Regions from separate parts of the Homo sapiens genome. Here region 2 is linked to region 1. A link is an interaction called in ENCODE POLR2A ChIA-PET data of the cell type or tissue named here. Cell type or tissue: Caco-2. All regions are shown on one strand.

What was found. Peaks named below come from ENCODE experiments on the same cell type or tissue, not always from the same donor. Only the 100,000 strongest peaks of a DNase experiment are listed, where the experiment ranks them.
Region 2: POLR2A ChIA-PET joins it to region 1 with 17 read pairs; 3 of 35 experiments call an interaction of 5 or more read pairs at or near these places.

The regions. Positions count from the first base shown.
Region 1 is chr2:68,931,511-68,939,510 of GRCh38, reverse strand. No RefSeq gene overlaps it. Among named protein-coding and RNA genes, the nearest start is that of GKN2, 17 kb to the left of the region's middle. In Caco-2, no CTCF peak of the experiment used is centred here; no DNase peak of the experiment used is centred here.
Region 2 is chr2:68,808,911-68,816,910 of GRCh38, reverse strand. It overlaps ARHGAP25 (Rho GTPase activating protein 25), which reads right to left. Exons shown (of 11, transcript NM_001007231.3): 6 at 3,492-3,624; 7 at 549-622. Among named protein-coding and RNA genes, the nearest start is that of LINC01888, 19 kb to the left of the region's middle. RefSeq lists an enhancer at 874-1,374. In Caco-2, no CTCF peak of the experiment used is centred here; a DNase peak (open chromatin) is centred at 4,464.

The sequences.
Region 1 (8,000 bases):
ACTAAGAGATACCATCTCACACCAGTCAGAATGGCTATTATCAAAAAGTTAAAAAATCCACAGGTGTTGGTAAGGCTGTGGAGAAAGAGGAACACTTATACACTGTTGGTGGGAATGTAAATTAGTTCAGCCCCTGGAAATCAGTCTGGAGATTTCTCAAAGAACTTAAAACACAGATACCATTTGACCCAGCAATTTCATTACTGAGTATATACTCAATGGAAAATAAATCATTCTACCAAAAAGACACATGCACTCATATGTTCGTTGCTGCATTATATACAATAATAAAGACAAAAATCAACCCAGCTGCCCATCAATGGTAGATTGGATAAAGAAAATGTGGTACATATATACTACGGAATACTACACAGCCATGAAAAGGAATGAAATCATGTCTTTTGCAGCAGCATGGATGAAGTTGGAGGCCATAATCCTAAGCAAATTAATGCAGGAAGAGAAAACCAGATACTATGTGTTCTCACTTATAAGGGGGAGCTAAACATTGAGTACACGTGGACATAAACATGGGAACAATAGACACTGCAGACTATTAGAGGAAGGAGGGAGAGAGGAAGATTCAGGTTGTAAAATTACCTATCTGGTACTATGCTCAGTACCTGGGTGATGGGATGTGTATACTTAACATCAACATCACACAATATTCCCATGTAAGAAACCCGCATGTATACTCCCTGCACATAAAATAAACACTGATTTTTTTTTTTAAATGCAACAACAAATAGGTTTTTCCAATTCTCCTTATCAATTGTCACTTTGGAAACTCAAATACAGTTGAAAACTGGCCAGGAAAGTTTTGGGGTTCCTCTGATTGTTTCGTAAAAGGAGTTTAATAACATTTAAAAAATAATTTCTATGTGCCATTTACTACTTTTATTTCTAAAACTGTACATCTACTTCTTAACAGTCATCAATGTACTCAGCACTGGAACAGGTATGCTGGGGGAAGAGGCCCAAGGCAAAGCTACCATAGCTGCCAAAGTTATTTTCTTGTTGGGGAAATAAGCATTAGTATGAAAACACTTGATAACAACAGTAATGAATGCACAATAAAGTGCCAAATGAATGGTAGAGTGTCTGAGCTGGGGCTTTGGTGTTTGCAAGTGATGCAAACCAAATCAAATTTGCTGAGGCCAAGGGGGAATTTACTGTCTCATATAACTAACCATGGAAGAAAAGAGATACTCTGGTCTTGAGCAGTGGAACTAGATGCTTGAAGGTGACCACACACTCTCTTTCCATGTCTCAACTTTCCTCTCTACATTCAACCTCAGTATCTTACACTGGGTTTCTCCATGAGGATAGAGTCAATACCACTGTGAACTACACTATAGTCAACCGCTATTGGTCCTCATCTTCCCACCTTGATCATCAGAGAGAAAAGGACTCCTTTTAGTTCTAATTTCAAATTACTTTTAATTTTAAAAGTATATGATCCTAATTGGCTCATGTGGGGCACAATCCTGTGGCCAGCATTAGGGATAGGAAGTTGGGGTGCAGGAAGGGGTGTTATGACTGGTAAACTCCTTTGGAATCTACTGCTTAGAGATGTGTTATCCTCATTAATTTTTATAGCATTGCTCCTATTTTTAGCATTTGCTCTCTAACTCTCCTCTTTGCTGTTGTCATGCTGAATACGTGTTAGGAGCAGCCAGTGGAGGATAACAGGCACACCCTAAAAGGAATGTGTCTAAATGGAAGCTACAATGCAGCTGGGGCTTTGGTTATATTTTTTCCATAATTAGCCCCCTCTTAAAGACTGAAAAAAGTAGACATCGACTCCGTTAACTTACTGGATGCTCAAGCCAGAGACCCTCTCTGGGCCATCAGGGAGAAGGAGCAAACCTGGACCGAATACCACAAAGCACCCAGGATGCTGGAAGAGTTGGTCAGACTACAAAAGCTGGCTTGAGCTGAGTTATGCCTCCCTGCCCAGAGTCTAGTGGGTTCTGGCAGTGCTCTCTCCTCATAGTGGCCCAGCTGAGAACTGATGGTATCCTCCAATGCACAGTCAGGCTGGAATGGCCTTGTGGATCCACAATGGGGACCTAGAGGCAAGTTAGTTTGATAGGGAAAAGGCAGAGTTCTAGGTCATCTGTGCCCTGACTAGTTTATTTTCAAGCCAGCCGAGCAATCTAGCTTTCTGCGGGATGGAGGAGCAGGTATCCAGCATTGGAAACCCATGGAGAACGGGGGAGAAAGAGAGAGGAGGACCTTTCAGCTGTGGAAGGCTCTTTGGAGAATGGTTTGTGGGAGGGGATTAGTTCTGGTTTGGCCATACTCCCAGCCCTGTAGCAAAACCTCCTCAGGGCTTCCCCTCTCTCCACACCCCTCCCAGTGAGGCTGATGCTTTGAGCTTACTCCTTACACAGTATTAACCATGCCACACTTATAGGCATTGTCATCTTGGTTTCCCCAACCCCCTTTCTCCTGTGACAGGTCCTTTGCTGGCAGTGGACAGGTAAAATCCTTACTCTAGCCTACTTCAGCTCTGTTCCTCATTCCCCGAGGGGTAGGGACTTTTAGAAAGTGGCCCATCCCATGGTACATGGTCCCTTCTTGACCACACTAGGACTCAAGTACAAATTAGCATTTCCCTTTTTATGAATCACTTAAAAAGTGGTACTACCACACTCCACAGCAGATATTGCCACTTTTAAAATGATTTTTAAAAAGGAGAAGGCTAATTTCTTCCCTGCTGGCTTCCCTACCTGCACCTTGTAGATAGCACCACCCGGGGTGCAGGCTGGGGCAGGCTGTGGTGGGAAGGGAAGCAGTGGTGTCCCAGTTCTGGAGAAAGGCTTGCAGACTCTGCCTTTGGCAGGATTTTTCTGCAATTAGCCATCTCCTGGGCAGAATGAAGGGAATTTCCCAGCCTGTTTCCTGCCTGGGCAGGCTCCTCAAATCCAGGGATGAACTATTAATACTTTCTGCAGGGCCAGCTCTCCTTTTGGTTTTATTATGGTACCAATTCCAGGGCTTTGAGGGTTACAGGGAACCAGGCTTTCAGTGGGGTGGGGCGGGGGGAGGTAGACTGCTTCTCATCTACAGTTGGAGAAGATTCCAGAAGGAGAATACTGTCTGGCTTCACTGTTCTCTCTGGGTTGTTTCCTTGGTTCTCTCCCCAGCTCCATGTTGTCTCAGTCTCCTGGATCCCAGTACCCCTCCAGGTCTTCCATGTGGGCCCCTAGACCACACCACCCACCTTCACACTCCCATTCCACAACTGAGTCCAGTGACCAGCTTATTGATACTTCCTTAATTCTCAGCCAGAGCTAGCCCTCGGATGGCCCAGCGGGTCTCGCTGCTTCAGATGTGGACTTGTGGGCATTCCCTGGCACCATTTTCTCTCTGGGTCCTGTAAGCTCCCAAGTGCAGGAGGTTCTGGGGTACACCTGTGTGCTTGGCAACATCCAGCATTGTGTTTGCTGCTTCATCTAGGTGTCCTGTTGCTCCCATTTCCCGTCATAGGGCATCAATCCTTCAGCAAAGGGAGACAGCAAATGCAATGCTGCCTGTCTGACCACGGGATATACTGGTTCAGATCTCACTAGTGATAGCCCAGACTTCAACTTGCTTTGCAGGGTATTAGATCCCCAATCCCTTAGTGCCCAGGGATTCAAAGTTTGGAGTAATCACAGCCCTGCCAAACAGTAGGGGTGCTGGTGGGGAGTGTCTGCTGGCTGTTCATGAACCTCTGCTGTCCTGGGTCTCTCTCCACTGGACACAGCAGCATCTCTAAGTTACAGACAACAATGTGCTGCCCTGCATGGTTGAACCGCTTCTGACATCTGCTAGGCATCCCGTCCCATGTGCCCTATGCCCTCTTCGATGCCAGTGAGTCACAATGGTCTATGCTTATTCACAGCAGTAATACCTAGGGAGTGCCCACGAAACCCTTTAGTCCTGGTCCCTCACTCCGCATGGATCTCCTGGGAAGGCATCCACTGAGTGGATCAGTTCATGAGAACCTGCATTTATGAAGCTCTGGAGTGTGTAGGCATCATCCTCAGTGAAGACAAGTAAGAGGCCCAGCCCTTAGAGGAGCTGCAGCAGGGAGAGTACCTTCCACCTTGAGGCCACCCCAGACCTGGAGGAGCTGCAGGCCCTGGCTCTGCAAAAGGACCTTTGAGGTGGGTGAGACTGTCTCCCAAATGGGCAGCTCTTGAAAAGGACACATGACCAGTGTGTGTGCGTACTGCCTGCTCTGAGTCTTCATTGGTCCCTCTGTCTTCCTTTTCATATGTATGCACATAAAATATACTGATGTTTGTGTTTTTTTTTTTTTTTTAAAAAAAAGCTGGCCTGAAGGAGCAACTGGGCCCAGGATATGAGTGTGCCAATGGAGCTTTTGCAGGAAGCTGGGTGAGGCATGTAGATGAGGTTCTTATTTTTGTTATTTCCCATACAATTGTGTTTCTTACAGTAAATGACATGTCACATGTCACGCAAACTCGTTTGCTCATCTGAGATAGAATTAAATAGGATTTGTTCATTCAGAGCTCCCAGGATTAGAATACATGGACCCAGACAAATACTTTATTATACAAATGTCTGTTTGGATAACTGACTCAATGAATGAATTCAAGCATTTGTTAACTCAAACATAATAAATATAAATTGGTGAATTAATAAAATATTGAGACTTCTAGCTTCTAATAATGATGAAGTAGCTTATATCAGACTAACATGCCTTCCATAACAATTGTAAACCTGGAAAAAAATATAAATAGTAGCCATTTGAAGACAATAAAGTTACCCCAAACAGGCAGAAACTAACGAGGATATGACCTTTAAAAGAAATGCTTATTCATCTATTGCTGGTAAGAGTTGTCTAATACTCTGTGGCAAAACCAGTCCATTGATTACCCAACCCCACAGCTCCAATTTAAGTAGCAACAAAAAAAAAGCCCTTAATTTTAGAAAATATATTCCTTTAGTTCCAGGGGATTAATCATGATTAGTCTGAATCAGTAGTTTTCAACTGGGGTGTGATTTTTCTCCCCTCCCCTGGAGACGTCTAGTGGTGTTTGGAGATATTTTTGATTGTTACAGCTGGAGGGTACGTTATTGGCATCTAATGGGTAGACACCGGAGATGCTGCTAAATATCCTACAATGCCCAGGGCACCGCCCTACAACAAAGAATGTTCTGGCTTCAAATGTTTACAGTGCCAAGGCTGAGAAAGCCCTGGGCTAAATCAGTCTTGGTTTCTTTTAAGACAATAAAGCAGTATCATTTTCCTCAGTCTATGATTGGCCTGTGGGTGGCCATATGATCTCGGTTCCTGCCAATGAGTTATAAGTAGAAATCTGCTAAGTGGGGCTTTCAGGAAAGATTTTTCTTTCCTAATAAGGAGTAACAGACTCAGCTGGCATGTGACTCTGCCCTTTGTGTGTTCCTATCATCCTTCCCTCAATGAGGATATGAGGCTGATGTCAGGAGATGATTGGCCATTTTAGGACCATGAGGCAACAATCCTAGATAAGGAAGATTCGGGAAAGAAAGAAAGAGCTAGAATGCCTGACTGCATTATTCCAGAGCTGCTCCAGCTGGGACTTCCTTCCTGGATCAGTATCTACCTGTTTAGGCCACTGTGACTGAGTTCTCTTTTTTCACCGTTGAAAGCATTTCTTACAGATACACCTGAAAAAGGCTGGATAACTCCAGTGAGTACACATGCCTCCAGACCTGGGCCCACCCAGCGCTGCTGTCTCCACTTCTTTCACCCCTAAAACCCTTTTGCAAATTCCAGGCTCACCACCTTCCTTTACTCACGCTGCAGAAACCCAATACTGAGGGCTACTCCTAGGATAACTTCAAGCAAATGTCACTTGAAGCTCACTGCCCAGCTCTCTTTGGCCTGCCATTCCTTCTTATCAGTCCAGACACTGTCCCTAATTCTCCCTTGGCTCTTGGGGAAATGTCCGATGTTGCAGCAACTCTGATGCACAGGGCTCAGCACACATTCAGGAATGGAATCGAGTGCTTCTTGGCGTTTAGGATCTAGGTGTATCCCATTTTAAGGTGGTAAGCCCATTTCCTCAGCATGCTTTTAACCACTAGGGAAGGATTCCCTGGCTGCTGCATGGCCCTTCCAGCTCATGCAGTAGCATATGACCTCAAAAAGGGACACCCCAAGAATTCACCCCTCACTGCCTCTAATGATGCAGCTCACCCCTCAATCTTCCTCTAAAAAGTTACTGTTGCTACACCCATACATGGCCTTAGGTAAGCAATGCCTGGTCAATGGACAATCATCCTGTCCTCTTATTCATGACCTTTGTTAGCTTCTCTTTTCTCCTGTTTGACCCAAACTAATCACAATAGGGAGAATCCTGGGGCTACTCACCAGCCCCTTACCATCTGCAGTTGACTCCCATCTCAAGAGACTTGCCAGAGTGTGTTTGATTTTTGCTGAGAACTCCTCAGCATATTCCATTATGCTAAGGATAAATTAAAGGATAATTCCATTACTATCCCTTTCCACTCCGTTGGGGCCAAGGGCGAGGTTGGCTATTGCCTGGGAGTGGCATGAAAAAGCCTTCTGGGGCATTGGAAGTCTTCTCTCTTCCTCTGGTTGATGGCTACATTGGATGAATATATGTAAACATTCATTGAGCTGTGCACTTAAAATCTGCACTTCATTGTATAACTCAATAAAAATGTTCATATATTTTTAAAATTTAAAACACAAAATAAAAAGGAGGCCCATCCAGTCTTCAGCAGTCTCAAGATACATACAAGTTGGCCATGGCTAGAGCCCATCAGCACTGAAAGGCCCGGGTTCCAGCTGCCTGGTGCCTGGAGCCAGGCCAGAGGACCCAGTGCTGTGGTCTTCCTTCAGGGATGGGGAGGATGTAAGTCCATGGACAGCTACAGCTCTGCCTGCTGTGGACGGCTGGGGTACTGCCTCTGTGTAAAGCATCGCCCAAACTAACTCAGTCCAATGGAGGGGCTCCACACAAATAACTACTGACATATGGGTTATGTTATGGGGTGGGTCTCTCCGCCCCAAGCAGACAGCAGGACAAGGAGAAGCAGCACATTCCAGGCAGGATAAGGGGCACTGCTCCTGATCTCTTGGAAAGGAAACTGAGAGCACAGAGTGAGCAGGTAGCCAGAAAATGAACACTGGGCAGCTGCCTCCTGTGGCTGGCGAGCCAGCTCACCCATACCCACGGTCCTGAGTTTGGACACAGCTGGCTCTTCCCTAGACTGCAGAGAAGCAGGAGTGGCAGGGAGAATTAGAAGTGGCACCATCGGGGGTGGAAAGGACTGGTAAGGAAATTAAGATGTTCCCCCTAAAGGGAAGTCTGTCAATGGAGTGCCTTTCTCGAAACAAGGAGACCAGGAAATTTGACCTCTGTTTTAGATCTCCTCTCACTGGGAAAGGACTCTTGAGCAAGGATGGAATTCTTGCAGGAGAGTTTTATTTATTGCGAGAGAGTTTTGAGTCCCAGCTGGGATTTAGACATTACTTAAAGACTTCTTGGTAATCCTCCAAGTGCCCAAAGATTCTTTCAGGGTAGATCTGCTCAGGAAAGAGGGGGCTGGGACACAGTCCTAATCCAGTAACAAACTCTGGAGAGGGAGGAGCAGTTTAATGACATTGTGATGTTTCAGGCTCAAATTTGTCGCCGGTGCAGTCCCTAGTGAACTCATATTCCAGGTCTCAGGGTGGTGGGTGGGGACTGAGTATAAAAACAACAGTAGCCACAGATGAGAAAAGCCCCCCCTTTTTTTTCACTAGTTTCTCTAAGAAACTAGGGTACACATTGCAGGGTGATATGGTTAAGCTCTGTGTCCCCACCCAAATCTCATTTGGAATTGTAATCCCCATAAACCCCATGTGTTGAGGGAGGGACCTGTTGGGAGCTGACTGGATTACAGGGGCAGTTTCTCCCATGCTGTTCTCGTGATAGCGAGTTAGTTCTCACGAGATATGGTGGTTTCATACATGTCTGACAGTTCCTCCT
Region 2 (8,000 bases), 120 kb after region 1:
AAGTCAAGCAAGCATGACTTTTATAATCTAGGAACTACAACAAATTATTTTTAAAAAATAAAAGACAAAATTCAGGTCAGTCTGGGATGAAGATCCCAGTTCCCAGCCGAGCCAGATCTGGGTCAATCCACAGCTAGAGTTGCCACAGGGGTGGCGCACAGCAGGTCCCCAGAAAGGGCTGAAGGAAAATAACCAGGGTGGCCCAGAATGAATGTCTCCCTGGAGCTAAGCTACGGCTCAGAATCACAAAGATGGGAGATCATTCTAGAAACATTATAAGGATTCTGGGTTCTCTTGCATGTACCAGGACTCTGGGCAGTGCTGAGGCAGGCCTAAATGGGGGAGCACGTTCATTTTTTGGTTCAACCAGGTTTTCAGAATCCTTGAAATTATACAGGAAGCTACTTCAGTGCTATGTGAATACAGCTGATCTTCCAAAGTGCTAGACCAGAATCTCTCTGTTCACAGACGTGGTCCCTCCTCTTCTAACTAGGAGCTTCTTTCTGATGGGGTTGAAAACTGCAGAGTTGATACCAGGGGCCTCTCACCTGCAGATGTAGCTCAGGAGACTATAGTTGTCACGAGGAAGGATGGAGAGCTGCTTCATCAACTCCTGCTGAGCCTGGGAAGAGATTTACACAAGTAAATCATTTACCAGTAAATGAGCCTGCCCATGTGCCAGCAAGGAGACCCTGGGACAGAATTGGTGTATCTGTGCAGAAACAACACTTTGGCAGTCATTCCTGTTCCTGTAGTTCTGTGGGTTTAAAAAAAAAAAGGGAAATAACTCAATTCTCACAGAATTTTTTTTAAAAGGGTCATAGTTTTTGTTATGTATACTTTTATTTATATGTAATTATGCCACTGCACCCCACCCTTGACCCTGAGCTACTCTAAGGAAGGACTGTTTAACAACTCATACGTTAATTGTTTGCTGAATGAATGCTTGAGAGGTAACAATCCAATAAAGAATAAGACCACAATAAGATATCTCAGAATCACTTTAAGACTGGTGAGAAAAGGAGGATTCTTCTGAGAAGGATTTCAAGCACTGTGGCCTATCTGAGACATGCCGGGACACAGAGACAGGCAGACCACGCTGGAGGACGGTGCAAGGTCAGACTGTTCAAGCTCTGCAATGGATGGCCGTGGATGTCAGGCAAGGTCTACTAGGAATGCATGTGCTGGAGAGAAGAGGGACAGCGAGCTTTTCCGTGTTCTTTTCAACCACAGCTGCCTGTAGGGTCTGTAATCACCATCTGCAACATGGTGCTTGTGAGAGTACACAATTCACTAGCCGGGCGTGGTGGCGGACGGCTGTAACCCCAGCTACTCGGGAGGCTGAGGCAGAAGAATCGCTTGAAACCGGAAGGCGGAGATTGCAGTGAGCTGAGATCGCGCCACTGCACTCCAGCCTGGGCGAAAGAGCCAAACTCCATCTCAAAAAAAAAAAAAAAAAAAAAAAAAGAGAGTACACAATTCACATGCCGGTGTGCAGGCACTCCTCAAACCTGAGCAGCTCTCCTGCAGAAAACGCACCCTCCAGCCTTGTCAGCCTACACGCAGCAGCTTCCGTAGATATAGACCTTCTTAGCGTAGCATCAGCTTCATGCTGAGATCCCTTCTTCAGTTGAGTCGAGTAAATTCATTGCAAAGGTTGCTACAGACTCACCCCTCCTAGCTGCCACCTCTGCCATGTTTTCACCAGTGAGAAGGACCTTGGTCCCTGTGTGTAGACATGCATTGCCACAGATGTGGAAACTCTCAAAGATGCTGAGATTAAGAAAGCTGGGAGAAGCAAGTCTAAAGTGAGTGCAGGGGTGGGAATCTTATTGTCAGAACAGCATCTAGCTGCCTCCTTTACTTTCCCCAGAACCCAGGGGTGAGATGCGATCTGAAACGTTTATCTTTTTAGCTGCCTTTTAAACCTTATTCCATAAAATTTTATTACTTTCACAATGGTGAGCAGATATACCAGTATAAGTTAAGACTTTTCATATCCCTTTCTCCCTCCCCCAATAAAATTCTTAAGTTACGCACAAAATATCGTACCTCAGATCCATGCAATCTAATTTTTGTTTGGAAAAGAGCTACAAAACCTGTATCATGTTCTCTTCCTTTCTTAATTTTGAAATATAAAGTCAGCTTTTCTCTTATGTCAGGATCTATTCAAATCATGATGCTCTCCCCACCCTTAGTCAGGGATGGAAGTTCTCACAGCTGTGTTTTCTTGCAGGGCTAGGGTGCTATTTCTTCATTCGTTTTAAATAAATATATTCTATGAAGCAGACTATCTAATAAATTTTGAAGTGTGGAAGATAATAAACCTTCCCTTATATTGAAAAAAATTTTAAAGTCACCCACCAGTATCATATCCCTGGGTCCTCAAAACAATCCTAGGCATGGCTGATATTACTATGAAAATTATCTAAGTTTGTGGTGTCTAATATAGCAGTTACTTGCCACATGTAACTACTTAAATTTAACTAAATCAAAATTAAATAAAATTAGGAATTTGGCTTCCCAGGTGCACTAGCCACATTTTAGATGCCCAATAGCCATGTGTGGCTGGTGGTCACCATATTGAACGGTGCAGATATATAAAAGTTCCATTACCATAGAAAGTTCTATTGGTCTAAGTAAATAAACTGAGTCTTATAAAAGATGCATAATTTGTCTAATGGCAAAATCAAGGTTAAATCTAGGTCTCATTATAGATTTTTCTGTGCACCATTTTGCCAGAGAGGGCTTTTAACATAGTCGATATAAACATCAACTTCTTCATGGATCACTTGGATTTGAAAATCTTGTTTAAAAATCATCAAGGTTTATTGTTGTTGGTTGGGTTTCATCAGTTTCTTTGGTTGTTTGGTTGGTTGGTTGATTATAATAACATGACTACAGTGTGGTCATTGTTGACTATAAGGCCTCTCTAGAAATAAATTTATACAGGATCAAAAATCTTGTTAGTGAACTTGTGCACTCTCACAAGCATATTGCAGATGGTGGTTACAGACCCTACAGGCAGCTGTGGCTGAAAAGAAAAACAATCAAAAAACCCTCCCTGTCCTTCTTCTCCCTGGCACATGCATTCCTTGGATGACCACGCCTGACACTCACAGCTGCTGTAGAGCTTGAGCTATGTGACCTCACACCTGCCTTCCAGCCTGTCCTTGTGTCCCAGCAAGTCTCAGCAAGGCCATCATGCTTGAAACCGTCCTCCGATGTATCCTCCTTTTCTCACTACTTTTAATGTGATCTAGCAGTATTTGATTATGGTCCAATTCTTTATTGGATTATTGCATCTCATGAAGGCTGTGGTTTGCCAGTCATTATGATTGAGTTCATATACCTTTTGTTGCTGAGGAAGTTGCATTTGACTATCTTACCAAAAAGTACAGGCCCCTTGACCCACTGTTGCCTACTGGATTAGTGTCCAGAAAACCAATCACTTTCTTCTAAGGCAGGACAACTAACTCTAAGATGCAAACCTTTGCCTCATCCGCATTCGTGAGCTGCCCACAGAGCAGGAACCCTTCGTACTGGCTCCAGGGAACCACGGGCTCTGGGAGGTCTCGGAGGTAGAGCTTTAACAGGGAAGCCACAGTGTGCACATCTGTGTCTCTGGAAGAAAATAAGCAACGCTCTGTGAAACTCTTTGAAAGAAAAACTTTAGGATGTTCCTCTCTTCCATTCTGATGATTCAGTGAATAGAACCATAAATTACAAAGGGAAATTTTGCAGAGGAGTAGTCTGATAAAGAAGAATCAGACCAAAACATTTTTGTTAATTCGCCCTTCTGGAACAACATTCTTGAATAAATGTTCCTCTGTCTCTTCCACCCAACTACCTCAAAGGTAAGTTCAAGGTCTACATTTTTACTAAACGTTCCTTAATGATTTTCGTCTTTATTGCTTTCTTCTTTCTTCAAGTCATTTAGTGCCTCACAATTAGCATTGTCTAATTAGTCTCTAATATTGCTTGTGTTAACTCCTTTATATCCTTGGTCCATTCTTCTCTTTAATCTTCCAGAGTGCTTAAAATAGTTCTGAGGTTCACTCACGTATTTACTCAATAATTCACTCAATCAATAAGCATCAAGAAAACCTATTAGGTGCAAGATACTGCAAGATACTTGTCAAGCACTGGGATTTCAGTAGCCAATCCAAGGGACATCAGTAGCCATCCAATCCAGGGATGGAGCCCTGGCCCCATCGAGCCACAGAACTCTGGGGACTCAAGTATTAAAATGTCCTTACAATACTGTGCGGCTAATGCCATGATATGGGAAGCCCAGGACCCAGGATCCTATGGAAGTATGGAAAAAGAACACCCAAGGCAGAGATGGGAACACATAGGTGACTTGTCAGATGAAAGAGTACCTCAGATGAACTCTGAAAGGCGGTGAGGAGTTAGGGCATGAGGCAGGCAGCATGTGTGTCAGCCTGGAGCATGAGGAGAGGACGCCTCCCCGTGGGCCTGATTGACTGAAAGAGGCACGGCTGTTCAGTTCAGCTTCTCCATTTACAGGAGGGCTTGGCAAGCCACGGGCCAGGAGCCAAATCTGTCCCACTGCCTCTATTTGTACAGCCTGGGAGCTAAGAATTATTTTTACATTTTTAAATAGCTGGGGGAAAAAACACTCACAAGAAGAAGAGTGTGTCGTGATGTAAAAATTACAGGAAATTCAGATGTCAGCATCTGTAAGTAAAATTATAGAAGAACACCACCACACTTGTTCATTTATGTACTGAGCAGAGTATTATAGTTGCAATAAAGACCATCTGGCCTGCAAAGCCTAAATATTTAATATGTGGCCCATTAAGAAAAGTTTGTTGACCCCTGGCTTACAAGGCGATTGCATTGATTCTGCAACACTACAAGGGAAAATAAGATTCACTACCATATTCCTGAAGCTGATTATTGAAGAAATGTTTGTTTATTTCATATTGATAAAACCTGGCATTCTTAGGTAGCAGCCCTGGTAGCATCGTGAAAAGCTGTGATGTGGCAAGAGGTCCAGAATAACCTTGGAATCTCCTTGATTTCAGTGATGAGAAATATAGAATAGGCTGGAGAACATGTCTCCTGGTCCTAGGAGGGAAGGGAGGGGTGGATCTGGACAAGAGGAGGAGAAGGGAGGCATGTGAGGCAACAGAAGCAAGAATACTGGGGCTTGATTGTAAAGCTCTGTCTTGGTGCTTTGTGTGCATTTTACTTTGGTTTTGACAGCCAGTTGTTGTAGCTGTCTCTGAAAAGGCTTCCCCTTTGCAGCCTGTGAACTCTACCTCAATAGGAGAACACGGGCTGGCACAGAGCCCACTCTATGCTCCATGGCTGCCCTCAGGAAATCTGGGGTAGGAACCATTCATTTAACATGGGGATTCTGGAAAATCCTTCCCTGCTGAGTCACTGCCCAAAAATACCCAAGGCAAAGCCAGGCTAGAAAAAGTACTTTTGTCAAAATATGTTATGAGAAGTTCCCGAGAAAGTGGCAGAAAGACAGTCAGCTGACAATTTGCAGGAGCAGAATTCTCCCAAAGTCCAAAAGTTGCATCTTCCTAAAGTCCCTACACTGCAATCCACCCATTTGTCTCTATCAGCATCCTGGGACTCCTGTTTGATTGGGACCTCTCCTTCACCCCCATCCAATCAGTCTTCCAAATCCCTTCAATTCTATTATCCTAAAGTCACACTGATCCTTGTAAGCCTCTCCCCTCCTTTCACTACCCTATGCCTCCAGCATTCTATACTCTGCCCACTCTAGGGCACAGTCCTCAACACCAAAACACACCAATGGAATGAGTGAAGAAAACAGAGTTTGAAAGGGAAGAAACAGTGTAAAGGATAATTCAAGAAACTGGATCCTGGCTGGGAACAGTGGCTTATGTCTGTAGTCCCAGCACTTCGGGAGGCCAAGGCGGGTGGAGAACTTGAGGTCAGGAGTTCGAGACCAGCCTAGCCAACAGGACAAAACCCCATCTCTACTAAAAATACAAAAATTGGCTGGGCGTGGTGGCAGGTGCCTTTAATCCCAGCTACTCAGGAGGCTGAGGCAGGAGAATAACTTGAATCCAGGAGGCAGAGGTTGCAGTGAGCCAAGATCACACCACTGAACTCTAGCCTGGGTGAAACCACTGCACTCTAGCCTTGGTCTCAAAAAAAAAAAAAAAAAAAAAGAGAAGAAAAGAAAAGAAATTGGATCTTTTGAACTTTTGAAGAGAAACAACAACAATAAAAAAGACACCTAGACAGTTTAATCAGGAGAAATTTAGACAGCAAAAGCATCCATCATTAGAAAAGAGAAAGGGATTATAAATACAGCTACACCATGGATACTTCAAAGTTATAATAAAAGAGCAAAATTAGCTATATAAATCATCTTACAACACTGAAACTTACAGAAAGCTTCCCAGTTCATTTCACCAAAAATAATCCTGACAAGCCATGCCCACTGCTGGGCCTTGCTAACTCTCATTCTTGTTTATTGGGTCTCAGCTTAAATGTCATTTTCTTGGGGACCTCCCTAAATACACAAGACCATGTGAAAAGCCCCTGTTCTAAGTTTTCATAGTGTTGAGTTTCCTTTTTAGCACTTAACACCATGGAACTTAAACAATTATTTCTATAAATTTTTATTTTAATGTGAGCACCCCATTGTACTAGGGCTAACTCAGATGTCTATTTTATGGTCTAAATTTGTAGCATTATTTTTTCTGAGTTTGCTGTTCCTCTAACCCAATAGAGCACCCTTAAATGATTCTTTTTTTTTTTTTTTTTTTAATCAAGGGCTAAGAGTAAGTCAGGAGCCAGGTGGCTTCTGGGTTCAACGGCTGATGCACTAGGGATTACCCAAGACTCAGATGGTTCTGCCAGCCCTTCCCTGGGGGCATTGATGCTTGTAATGTGGCATGTCTGTAAGTGCATTTCTCACAGACACATAGGGGTGAGAAGTGTGTTAGCTTTGTAGCCAGGCAGTGTCCATCCTGGTAGAAACTTGGCAAGGAGATTTTAAAGTTCACATTTTTGTGTCTAAGGAGACCAGAAAGACCTGCACTAGTCTCACCAAACAGCAACTTTGCTCACCTTCATTCTAGTGAGGTAATGGGGGCATCTTGGGGTGGAATCCAGCACATAACCAATGCAGAGGATCTGGGTGAGTTCCCACAGCCGTGAAGTTGGGGACAGCAAGAGGGAGCTCCTTGCTCTCCCAAATACCCCTTCTTCCACCCACTGACTCCTAGAATTCCTTTTATAGGAGGCAGAAAAAGCTACAACCATAGCTTCTCACTCCTGGTCTGCTCTTGACTCTGAAAACCCTCCCTTTCCCCCTTTCCTGCCCTCTTTCCACCCCCTTTCACACTGCCCCTCTTCAGAACTCCCACACACAATTCAGGTTAACACTGTCTCAAGGCTGGTCTCTTCCTCTCCCACTCCCAGGCCAGAATCACTCTCAGGAAATCATCTAACACTGGTCACTTTCACTTCAGAGTTAATTTGCCAGTTTTGTTGACCTGTCTTGAGTTATTGGTTTTGTCAATTCTATGATCCCAAAGTCAGCCTGATCCCTGTAAGCCCCTCCCCTCCTTTCCCTACCCTATGCATCCGGCATTCTATGCTCTGCCCATTGCGGGGCACAGCCCTCAACACCAAAACACACCATGGAATGAGAAGTAGGGGAGTATAAAAGGGGGTGGAGAGAGGGCAGAAAAAGGGGAAAAGAGGGTTTTCAGAATCATGAGTGGAATAGGAGAGAGAAGACCTGGTCTCTCCTAAATATGCCCAAATGTAACTAAATAATAAGAATCAAATAAGAGTCAGTCATACCTCCCAAATCAGACTTGTCCTCTCAAGGGTTATGTGGACCTAAGAGTTGCCCCTGCGAAGCCCCTGAAAAGCCCCCGATGACCTTTCCTATTTCTGGATGTGTAAAAACCCTACCCCTCACTTCTAGGGGTGGAGATGTCGCAAGGTAAGGTAATTTTCCTTCTTCCAGCCTC